Linked DNA regions of Homo sapiens: region 2 is linked to region 1. A link is an interaction called in ENCODE POLR2A ChIA-PET data of the cell type or tissue named here. Cell type or tissue: GM12878. All regions are shown on one strand.

Region 1 (5,000 bases):
TGAATTTATCTGGAATGACATTTATTTCAACTTAACGATGAGTCTGTCATTGGCCTACGGTCAATGGACTCTCTTTCTTTTCCTTGATTTTGCTTACATTGTGAGCCTCCAGAGGCTGTAAGGCAGTAAACATTTTCAAAACTCTAGTGATACCTCACTCTTCAGACAGAATATCAGACTTTTCAACTGTATTTTCAACTGTCTTGTGAGACAAAGACTAATTGGTTTGACCTCATGCTGTCACATGTTGAGAGACATGAATCTGCAGCCCTCTTCCTTGAATTCATTGATTTCATTAAACACTGTCTGCTTGTGTTCGCAAAATGTTGTAATTTCCCAGTGATTTCTTCGAACTGCAGCGTATAAACAGATTTTTTTGGAGCGATGCCATTTCTTAGCTTTGATCTCCTGTTTTAATCTTTTCTTTCCAATAGGTCTTCTACATTAAGTCCATTGAGCCACAGAAAGTATCGACATTAGGGAAAAGCAACGTGATAGTAACGGGAGCAAACTTTACCCGGGCATCGAACATCACAATGATCCTGAAAGGAACCAGTACCTGTGATAAGGATGTGTGAGTCGAAATACTAATAATTTATCCTCGGTAACGTAACGCTCAAACCTGTGCCAAAGGAATATCAGTGTGATTATAACCTTAATATAGTCAAATTATTGCCATGCCCCAAAGCAGGCCAATTAGTCAGAGTATTTGACATAATATAATTCCAACACGTAAAATAATTTTCACAACAGATCTGAAGTTCATTGTGAGAGAATCTGTTCTGTGTTATTCCCCAAAAATCTCAGTATATAGTCATTTCAGGATGTTGCCTGTTTGGGGTCTTGATTCATTTTCAGTAACAAAATCAAGTATATGGAGTAGCAAACATCATTCTTTAGGTGATGCACTTGGAAAAATAGTTGAGTACCTTGAAATTTGATGAGGAATTTTTTGGAGCAGCTCTTCCAGTGTGCCACCCAAAGTTGAAAAAACAAAACCTCTTGGATCCATTTTATGTGGACATTTTATTCTTTGTAGCCTTCTCTTTACTGGTTTGGTTTCAGCCTCCAAAAATTAAATTACTACTACATATAATGGTAGTAAAAAAGAACACCCCAACATAAATATCTGGTCAATGTATCTCTTGAACATTATTATTTCTGTCACTTCTTTCCCAAACTCATCACATCGGTGAAACTTGGAGAAAGACTTTTCAATTTCTACCGATGTCCTTGTGCAAATGGTTACTCCCCCTTCGAAAAAAAAAAAGTGATGTGATAACTGCAGTTATTAAATAACACAACAGATTATTTGAGTTTTCTGCTTGTTAACTCATATAAGTTTGGGCTAATTTGAAGTAAAAGATGTTACAGTCTACATAGAGTATAATACTAAGCTTATTTTCATCATGGAAATGCATTTAAGACAATCTGCTGAAGCGTGATGTTTTGATTTTTAACTACTAAAACAGATTTGTACAGCATTCTAATCTGCTATGCTTATTTACTGAATTTTCTTCTTTAATTCATTTTCTGCACATCACTGCCATGCCCTTCCCCTCATAGCAGTAAATTTGGAATATCTGTGATCTTGATGAGAAAAGCTGCTCATTGGTGGCTTGCCTGTGTTCTGCTATTTGCCAGAATTATCAAGCACACATTAGAGGCTGTATCTATGCAACATAGGTTTTTTTGTGCTGTTTATCCTGGCTAAATACCTTATTGCAAAAATCTTTCATTTTATGTAGCGAAATCTGTGAAGTTAGACACCTGTGTATTCACTGAAAGGCAATCAACTTCATGGAAAATAAGTAGTTTTTCGGAGCATTACCCTGTTTCTGACTCTTTATGTTCTCATTTTAATTCCGAATGTGTCTTGAGATACTGCAGTTATTAAATTAAATGACTAGGAGACCTTTCTGCATGTCGCATTTCAGTAACCACATCTGTGTGGTGAAGCCAAGTTCACAAGCAGTCAACATAATACTCAGTTAATCCTATACCTGAGCCCAGGCTGTAATCCCAAGCTCTTTTAATATGGTACTTTTAAAATGGGTAATTATTTTAAAGAGAAAAATACTAGTAGTGGAATGACCTACATTTTCACCTCTCTTCTTCTGAAATTTATAAACAAGTTTGAATTTTAATGTTCAACCACTTTATGATAAATTTCCTAGAGCTTTGCTCTGAATATAAACCTGAAAATGTGCGTCTGAGGTGGCGTAAGTACAAACTGACTCAGATGTTTTTGAATTTGCCTTATCCTAAAGGGTTAGTGATAGCATTAAAGTTAATCATCATGCACATGGCCTTTAAGTAGTAATAACAGATTCTCATGTAGCACGGTTATACTGAGCATTATTCAGACACAACCCAGGCTTAATGATTTGTGCTTTAGAGGATCATTGTAGACACACAGAGGAAGCTGCAGGTGACAGCGGGAATGTCGGAGAAAGCTTCGCTCTGACTCTGAAAGGGCGCCAAGCATCAGCTGTTGGACATCAGGAGCACCCTGGACAGCCCCAGCTAAGTCCCAGCCTGGATACTCCTTAGGGAGCATGTTGGCCCCAATGCTGATTGATTCTGAGATGCCTGGGCTCTTGGTTTAGGCCCCCTTTGAACAGCAGAATTTCCATCTCTGTCTGGTGCTGTGTTTTACCCTCTCAGTGCTTGACTAGGGCTTTTTTTCTTAAGCTTTTTATTATGGAAACTCAAACATAATACAAGAGAGATGAGTGTAATGAACCTCTCTGTAGCCATTCCCGGTTTCAAAGCCTATCAACATTTTGCCAATCTTGCTTCATCTATCTTATCTGGGATTTTTGGGGGGGCATGATAAGAACCAAACACCATATCCTTCACTGCTAAATACTTCAGTACCTCTCTAACAGATAAGCCATAGTGCCATTATGATACTCAACAGAATTATCCACAATTCTTAACATAATGTAACCCCCAGTTCATGTTCTGCTTTCTATTAGTACTTCTTCAGGGCAATGGTTACACCTCCTTCCTTTCCCACTTCTAAGGGCAATGCAAATAAGAAAGATAAAAATGTACTAAAGAAAGAGGAACCCAACCCCTAATAATACCAACTTGGGTCACTGGCCCCTCATGAGTCAGTAGTTGCCTGCAGCTGTTCTGCTCCTTCATGAAGTGTTGTAGTTCAAGTGAAATTCATTTGCTGTCACCTTGGGTAATCAACTGTGCTAAGTGTCTGTGTCATGTGAGAGTTCTTTTTCTACTCTTTTCTAGGATACAGGTTAGCCATGTGCTAAATGACACCCACATGAAATTCTCTCTTCCATCAAGCCGGAAAGAAATGAAGGATGTGTGTATCCAGTTTGATGGTGGGAACTGCTCTTCTGTGGGATCCTTATCCTACATTGCTCTGCCACATTGTTCCCTTATATTTCCTGCTACCACCTGGATCAGGTACTTTCTAGATTCATAATCTTTTTCTCATTGTGGTTAAAGGTCATATGCCCAAAGATCATTGATTTTATTCAAGTAAATTCAGAAACAGTGGTCATTCCAAATTCCTCTCACCGAGTTCTCCTTAGGATTTACTCCTAGAAAAATGCATACCTGACAAGACATTTGCTTCCCATGCTCATCGTGAATGCTATGAGCACACCTTTTTCCCTTCACCATGGCTGCTGAGAAACTCACAGCTGAAATGTTTGCCTAGGTTTTTGATATAGATATATGACACTCTTTACTATGTGTCCCTCCTGCTTGTGATAAAAGGCTTCTTTCTTACCTCTTTCATTTTATAGACTTTAGATACTTTAAGCTGTTTTGAATTCTTTGGGGGAAATATTGGGAGCTATCAAAATGAAAAGCAGAATCAACCTTTTCAAGATGTTCCCTAAGGGGGAGATGGAAACCCCAAAATAAACTCTCCCAGATAAATCCAATATGTTAAGAAAAACATTTATCTCCCTAGTTGAATTTTTAAATTTATTACTATTATGTATTTTTTGCATTTTCATGGGTACATAATACTTGTACATGTTTATGGGACACGTGATGTTTTTTCTATGATCATACAGTGAATATGTAATCATCAAATCAGGGTAATTGGAGTATCCATCACCTCAAGCACTTATCATTTCTTTCTGTTAGGAACATTCCAATTCCACTCTTCTAGCTATTTTTAAATATGCAATAAATTATTGTGAGTTATAGACACCCTACTATGCTACTGAACACTAGATCTTATTCTATCTCATTGTATTTTTGTAGCCATTAACCAAACCCTCTTTATCCCTCTCTGGCCCCGCCACACCACCCTTCCCAGCCTCTGATACCCATAATTCTACTCTCTATCTCCATTAGACCAACTTTCTCAGCTCCCACATATGGGTGAGAACCTGCAATATTTGTCTTTCTGTGCCTGGCTTATTTCACTTAACATAATGTCCTGCAGTTCCATCTGTGTTGTTGCAAATGACAGGATCTCATTCTTTTTTGTATGCTGAATAATACTCCATTGTGTATAGGTACCACATTTTCTTTATCCTCTAATCTGTTGATGGACACTTAGGTTGAGTCCCTATCTTGGTTATTGTGAAGAATGCTGTAATAAAGATTCCTCCTAGTTGAATTTAAATTCACTTTCATAATATTTTTATTCCTAAATCTCTTTAGGACTAAAATCCTAACGATATTTTCTTTGCCTGACACAGTACGAAGCTAATTTTCAAAGTACTCTCTAGGTAAACCTACAGACAAAAAGCTTTGTTAAAAAAAAAAAAGAAGAAGAAGAAGAAGAAAAGGAGGGGAAGAGAAAGAGGAAAAAAAGTAGAGAAGAAAAAAATCACTTTTAATATTCTTATTTAAGATCAAGTGAGAGGTGGCTATATTAGTTTGCTAGGGTGGACATAAAGTGCCACAGCGTTTGTGGCTTAAACAACAGAAATTTCTTTCTCCCCGGTTCTGGAGGCTGAAATCATGGTGTTGGTAAGATTGGTTTCTCCTGAGGCCCTTACACCTTG
Region 2 (5,000 bases), 120 kb after region 1:
TCCAGAACAATTATATAGCCCTCAAAGTCAATATACAATGCATGAAATGAGGTATGTCCCTGGTACGGGACTAGAAAAAAAAATTGCAAGGTTTGAAAGAACCACTTCAAGTGGAAAAAACAAAGTTCCCGCCAAACATTAGGGAAAAATTTTTGATGGCAGCCATTGTTAAGCCTCCAGAACCTATACCTTTCAAATGGTTAACAGATACCCAATTTGGATAGAACAATGGCTGCTAAGTAAAGAGAAACTGGAGGCTTTAGAGAAATTAGTTGCTGAACAATTAGAAAATGGGCACATAGCTCCAACATTTTCTTCTTGGAATTCTCCAATTTTCGTAATTAAGAAAAAATCAGGAAAATGGAAAATGTTCACTGACTTAAGAGCCACCAATTCAGTTATACAACCTATGGGAGCATTACAGCCAGGATTGCCTTCTCCTGCTATAATTCCAAAAAACTGGCCTGATTCCTGCAAGAAGTAGCTCACCATGACAAAGCTGCCCTTGCTTTTATCTCTTTGCAAATCTAAGAAGGGAGACATGTTGGGAGCAACCCCCCAAAGTCTGGCCATAAACTGGCCCCAAAACTGGCCATAAATAAAATCTCTGCAGCAATGTAACATGTCCATAATGGCCATAAAGTCCAAGCTGGAAGGTTGTGAGTTTATGGGAATGAGGACAAGGAATACCTGGCCCGCCCAGGGCAGAAAACTGCTTAAAGGCATTCTTAAGCCACAAACAAAAGCCTGAGCATCTGTGTCTTAAGGGTGTGTTCCTGCTGCAATTAATTTGGCCCATCCCTTCATTTCCCTTAAGGGATACTTTTAGTTAATTTAATATCTATAGAAACAATGCTAATGACTGGTTTGCTGTTAATAAATATGTGGGTAAATCTCTGTTCAGGGCTCTCAGCTCTGAAGGTTGTGAGAAATCAGGGGATTTCCCACTTCACACTTCTATATTTCTGTGTGTGTGTCTCTAATCCCTCTAGTGCCGCTGGGTTAGGGTCTCCCCAACTGAGCTGGTCTCGGCAAAAAGGAGACTAAAAAACTATAAAATATCAACAAAACAAAATGTTGGTTTTTTGAAAAAACAAAATTGACAAAACATTAGCTAGACTAACTAAAAGTGAGAAGACCCAAATAAATAAAATCAAAAATGAAAAAGCAGACATTACAGCTGATGCCACAGAAATACTAAAGATCATTAGAGACTATTATGAGCAACTGTAGGACAACAAATAGGAAAACCTAGAGAAAATGGATAAATTGCTAAACACACAAAACCTATCAAGACTGAACCAAACAGAAGGAAATACAAAACCTGAACAGATCAATAATGAGTAACAAGACTGCATCATCAATAAAAAGTCTCCCAAGAAAAAAAGCCCAGGACCAGATGGCTTCACTGCTGAATTCTACCAAACTTTTAAAAAAGAACTAATACTAATTCTTCTCAAACTATTCCAAAAAATTGAAAGGGAGAGGATTCTTCCAAACTCTACGAGGCCAGCATTACCCTGACACCAAAACCAGACAGGGACACAACAAAAAAAAGAGCACTATGGCCAGTATCCCTAATAAATACAGATGCAAAAACCCTCAACAAAAACACCAGCAAACCAAATCCAGCAACACGTTAAAAAGATTATTCACCATGATCAAGTTAGATTTATCACAGGTATGCAAGGATGGTTCAATATATGCAAATCAATAAATGTGATACATCGTATCAACTGAATGAAGAAAAAACGATAATTTCAATACATGCAGAAAAAGCGTCTGACAAAAATTCAGCTTTCCTTCATGACAAAAACTTTAAAAAAAATTAGGTATAAAAGAAACATACCTCAATACAATGAATACCATATATGACAAAACCACAACTAACATCATACTGAACAAAAAAACATTGAAAGCTTTTCCCCTAAGAACTAGAACAATACAAGGATGTTCACCCTTGTCAATCTTATTCAACACAGCACTGGAAATCTCAGCCAAAGCAATTAGGCATGAGAGAGAAATAAATGGCTTCAAAATAAAAAAGGAGAAAGTCAAAACTGTCCACTTGCAGATGACATTATCTTATATATAGAAAAACCTAAAGATCCCACCAAAAAGCTCTTAGAACTTTTAATTCATTAAAGTTTCAGGATAAAAAAACTCAACATACAAAAATCAGTAGCATTTCTACATACTTAAACTAACTGGAAAAGAAAGAAATCTTCTTTATTATAATTATAAAAATTAAAATACCTATGAATAAATTTAACAAAGGAGGTAAAAGATCTCTAAAAGGAAAACTATAAAATACTGATTAAAGAAATTGAAGACACCAAAAAATGAAAAGAAATCTCATGCTTATGGATTGGGAGATTAATATTGTTAACATGACCATACTACCAAAAGTGATCTACAGTCAATGCAATTTCTACCATATTACCAATGAATTTCTTCACAGAAATTGAAAAAAAAAATCTTAAAATTTGCATGGAGTCACAAGACTCCAAAGAGTCAAAGCAATCCTGTGTAAAAAGAACAAAGTTGGAGCTATCTATCACACTATCTGACTTCAAAATATGCTACAAAGCTGTAGTAACCAAAACACCATAGTACTGGCATAAAAACACATACACCCACAAATGAAACAGAAGAGAGAAGTCAAAAATAATTCCACATATTTACAGATAACTGATTTTCAACAAAAGCACCAAGAAAATACATTGGGGAAAGGACAGCCTCTTCAATAAATGATTATGGGAAAACTGCATATCCAAATGCAGAAGAATAAAACTAGATCCATCTCTCATCATATATAAAAATCAAAAACTTAAGTATGAGACCCCAAACTATGAAACTACTACAGGAAAACACAAGGAAAAGACTTCAGGACATTGCCCTAGGGGAAGATTTTACGGGTGAGACCTCAATAACACAGGCAACAAGTTGGGCATGGTGGCACGTGCCTATAGTCTCAGCTACTTGGGAAGCTGAGGCAAGAGGATCACCTGAGTCCAGAAATTTTGTGCTGTAGATGCTGTAGTGCGCTACTGCAATTGGGCATTCACATTAAGTTTCGCATCAGGATAATGACCTCCCAAGAGTAGAGGACCACCAGAATGCCTAAGGAGGGGTGACCTGACCCAGGTCAGAAATAGAGTGGGTCAAAACTCTACGCTGAACAATAGTAGCATTGCACCTGTGAATACCCACTGCAATCCAGCCTGGGCAACACAGCAAAATCCCATCCCTTATATAAATACAAAAACAAAATAAATGAAACAACTATAACAACAGAAAACGCAGGCAACAAAAGCAAACATAGATAAATGAGATCGTATCAAACCAAGTTTCTGCACAACAAGGAAACAATCAACAGAGTGAAGAGACAACCTATACAATGGGAGAAAATATTAATACCTGCAAACTAATTTTTTTTTTTTTGAGACAGAGTTTCGCTCTTTTTGCCCAGGCTGGGGTGCAATGGCATGGTCTCGGCTCACCACAACCTCCGCCTCCTGAGTTCAAGCAATTCTCCTGCCTCAGCCTCCAGTGTAGCTGGGATTACTGGCGCACACTACCAGGCCCAGCTAATTTTGTATTTTTAGTAGAGGCAGGGTTTCACCATGTTGGTCAGGCTGGTCTTGTACTCCTGACCTCAGGTGATCCACCCGCCTTGGCCTCTCAAAGTGCTGGGATTACAGGTGTGAACCATCATACCTGGCCCACCTGCAAACTATTTATCTGACAAGGGATTAAAATTTAGAATAAACAAGAAACTCAAACAACTGCAAAAAGCCCCAAGTAATTTCATTTAAAAATGGGCAAATGATCTGAATGGATCATTCATGAAAAATTGTTCAACATAACTATTTATCAGGGAAATGCAAATCAAACCACAATGAGATTTCATCTCACCAGCTAGAATGCCTGTCAAAAAGACAAAACAAATGTTGTCAAGAATGAGGAGAAAAGGGACTCTAATACACTGTTAGTGGGGATGTAAATTAGTATAGCCATTAAGAAAAATAGTATGGAAGCTCTACAAAAAAAACTAACAACAGGCCAAGTGCGGTGGCTCACGCTTATAATCTCAGTACTTTGGGAGGCCAAGGCAGGTGGATCACTTGAGGTCAAGAGTTGGAGACCAGCCTGGCCAACACAGTGAAACCCCGTCTCTACTAAAAATAACAGTCAATCAATTAATCAATAAATTAGCCAGGCATGGTGGCACACACCTGTAATCCAGCTGCTCAGGAGGCTGAGGCAAGAGAATCACTTGAACCTGGGAGGCAGAGGTTACAGTGAGCCGAGATCACACCACTGCACTCCAGCCTAGGTGACAGAGTGAGACCCTGTCTCAAAAAAAACTGAAACAGAACTACCACAGGACCCAGAAATTCCACAACTGGGTATATACCCAAAGCAAAGGAAATTAGTATGTCAAAGTGATATCTGCACTCCTATGTTTACTGTAGAACTATTCACAGTAAGCAAGATATGGAATCAACCTACGTGCCCATCAACGGATGGATAAAGAAAATGTGGCATATATAAACAATGGAATACTATTCAGCCATAAAAAAGGATGAAATCCTGTCATTCATGGCAACATGGACAAGTATGGAGGACAATTGTTAATTAAATAAGTCAGGCACACAAAGATATATACTGCATGTTCTCACTCACATGTGTAAGCTAAAAAGTTTATTTCATAGAACTAGAGAGTAGAATAGTGGTTACTAGAGGCTGGAAGGGTAGTGAGGAGGGAAGACAGAGGTTGGTTAACAAATACAAAATTACTATTGGATAGGAAGAATAATTTCTGGTGTTCTACAGCACTACAGACTGACTACAGTTAGCACTAATTTATTGTATATTTGAGCTAGAAGAGACGATTTTGAATGTTCCCAAATCAAAGAACATATGAAATGTTTGAGGTGATTGAATATGCTAATTACCCTGATTTGATCATTACACATTGTATACGTGAATCAAAA

What was found. Peaks named below come from ENCODE experiments on the same cell type or tissue, not always from the same donor. Only the 100,000 strongest peaks of a DNase experiment are listed, where the experiment ranks them.
Region 2: POLR2A ChIA-PET joins it to region 1 with 7 read pairs; 2 of 35 experiments call an interaction of 5 or more read pairs at or near these places.

What each region holds. Positions count from the first base shown.
Region 1 is chr12:94,237,230-94,242,229 of GRCh38, forward strand. PLXNC1 (plexin C1) reads left to right here. Exons shown (of 31, transcript NM_005761.3): 10 at 435-574; 11 at 3,256-3,435. It overlaps LOC124902987 (a long non-coding RNA gene), which reads right to left and starts at 574. Exons shown (of 2, transcript XR_007063410.1): 1 at 1-574. In GM12878, no CTCF peak of the experiment used is centred here; a DNase peak (open chromatin) is centred at 3,122; H3K27ac peaks cover 1,646 bases.
Region 2 is chr12:94,358,275-94,363,274 of GRCh38, forward strand. All of the region lies in intron 11 of CEP83 (centrosomal protein 83), which reads right to left. It also overlaps the pseudogene RN7SL330P. Among named protein-coding and RNA genes, the nearest start is that of CEP83, 99 kb to the right of the region's middle. In GM12878, no CTCF peak of the experiment used is centred here; no DNase peak of the experiment used is centred here.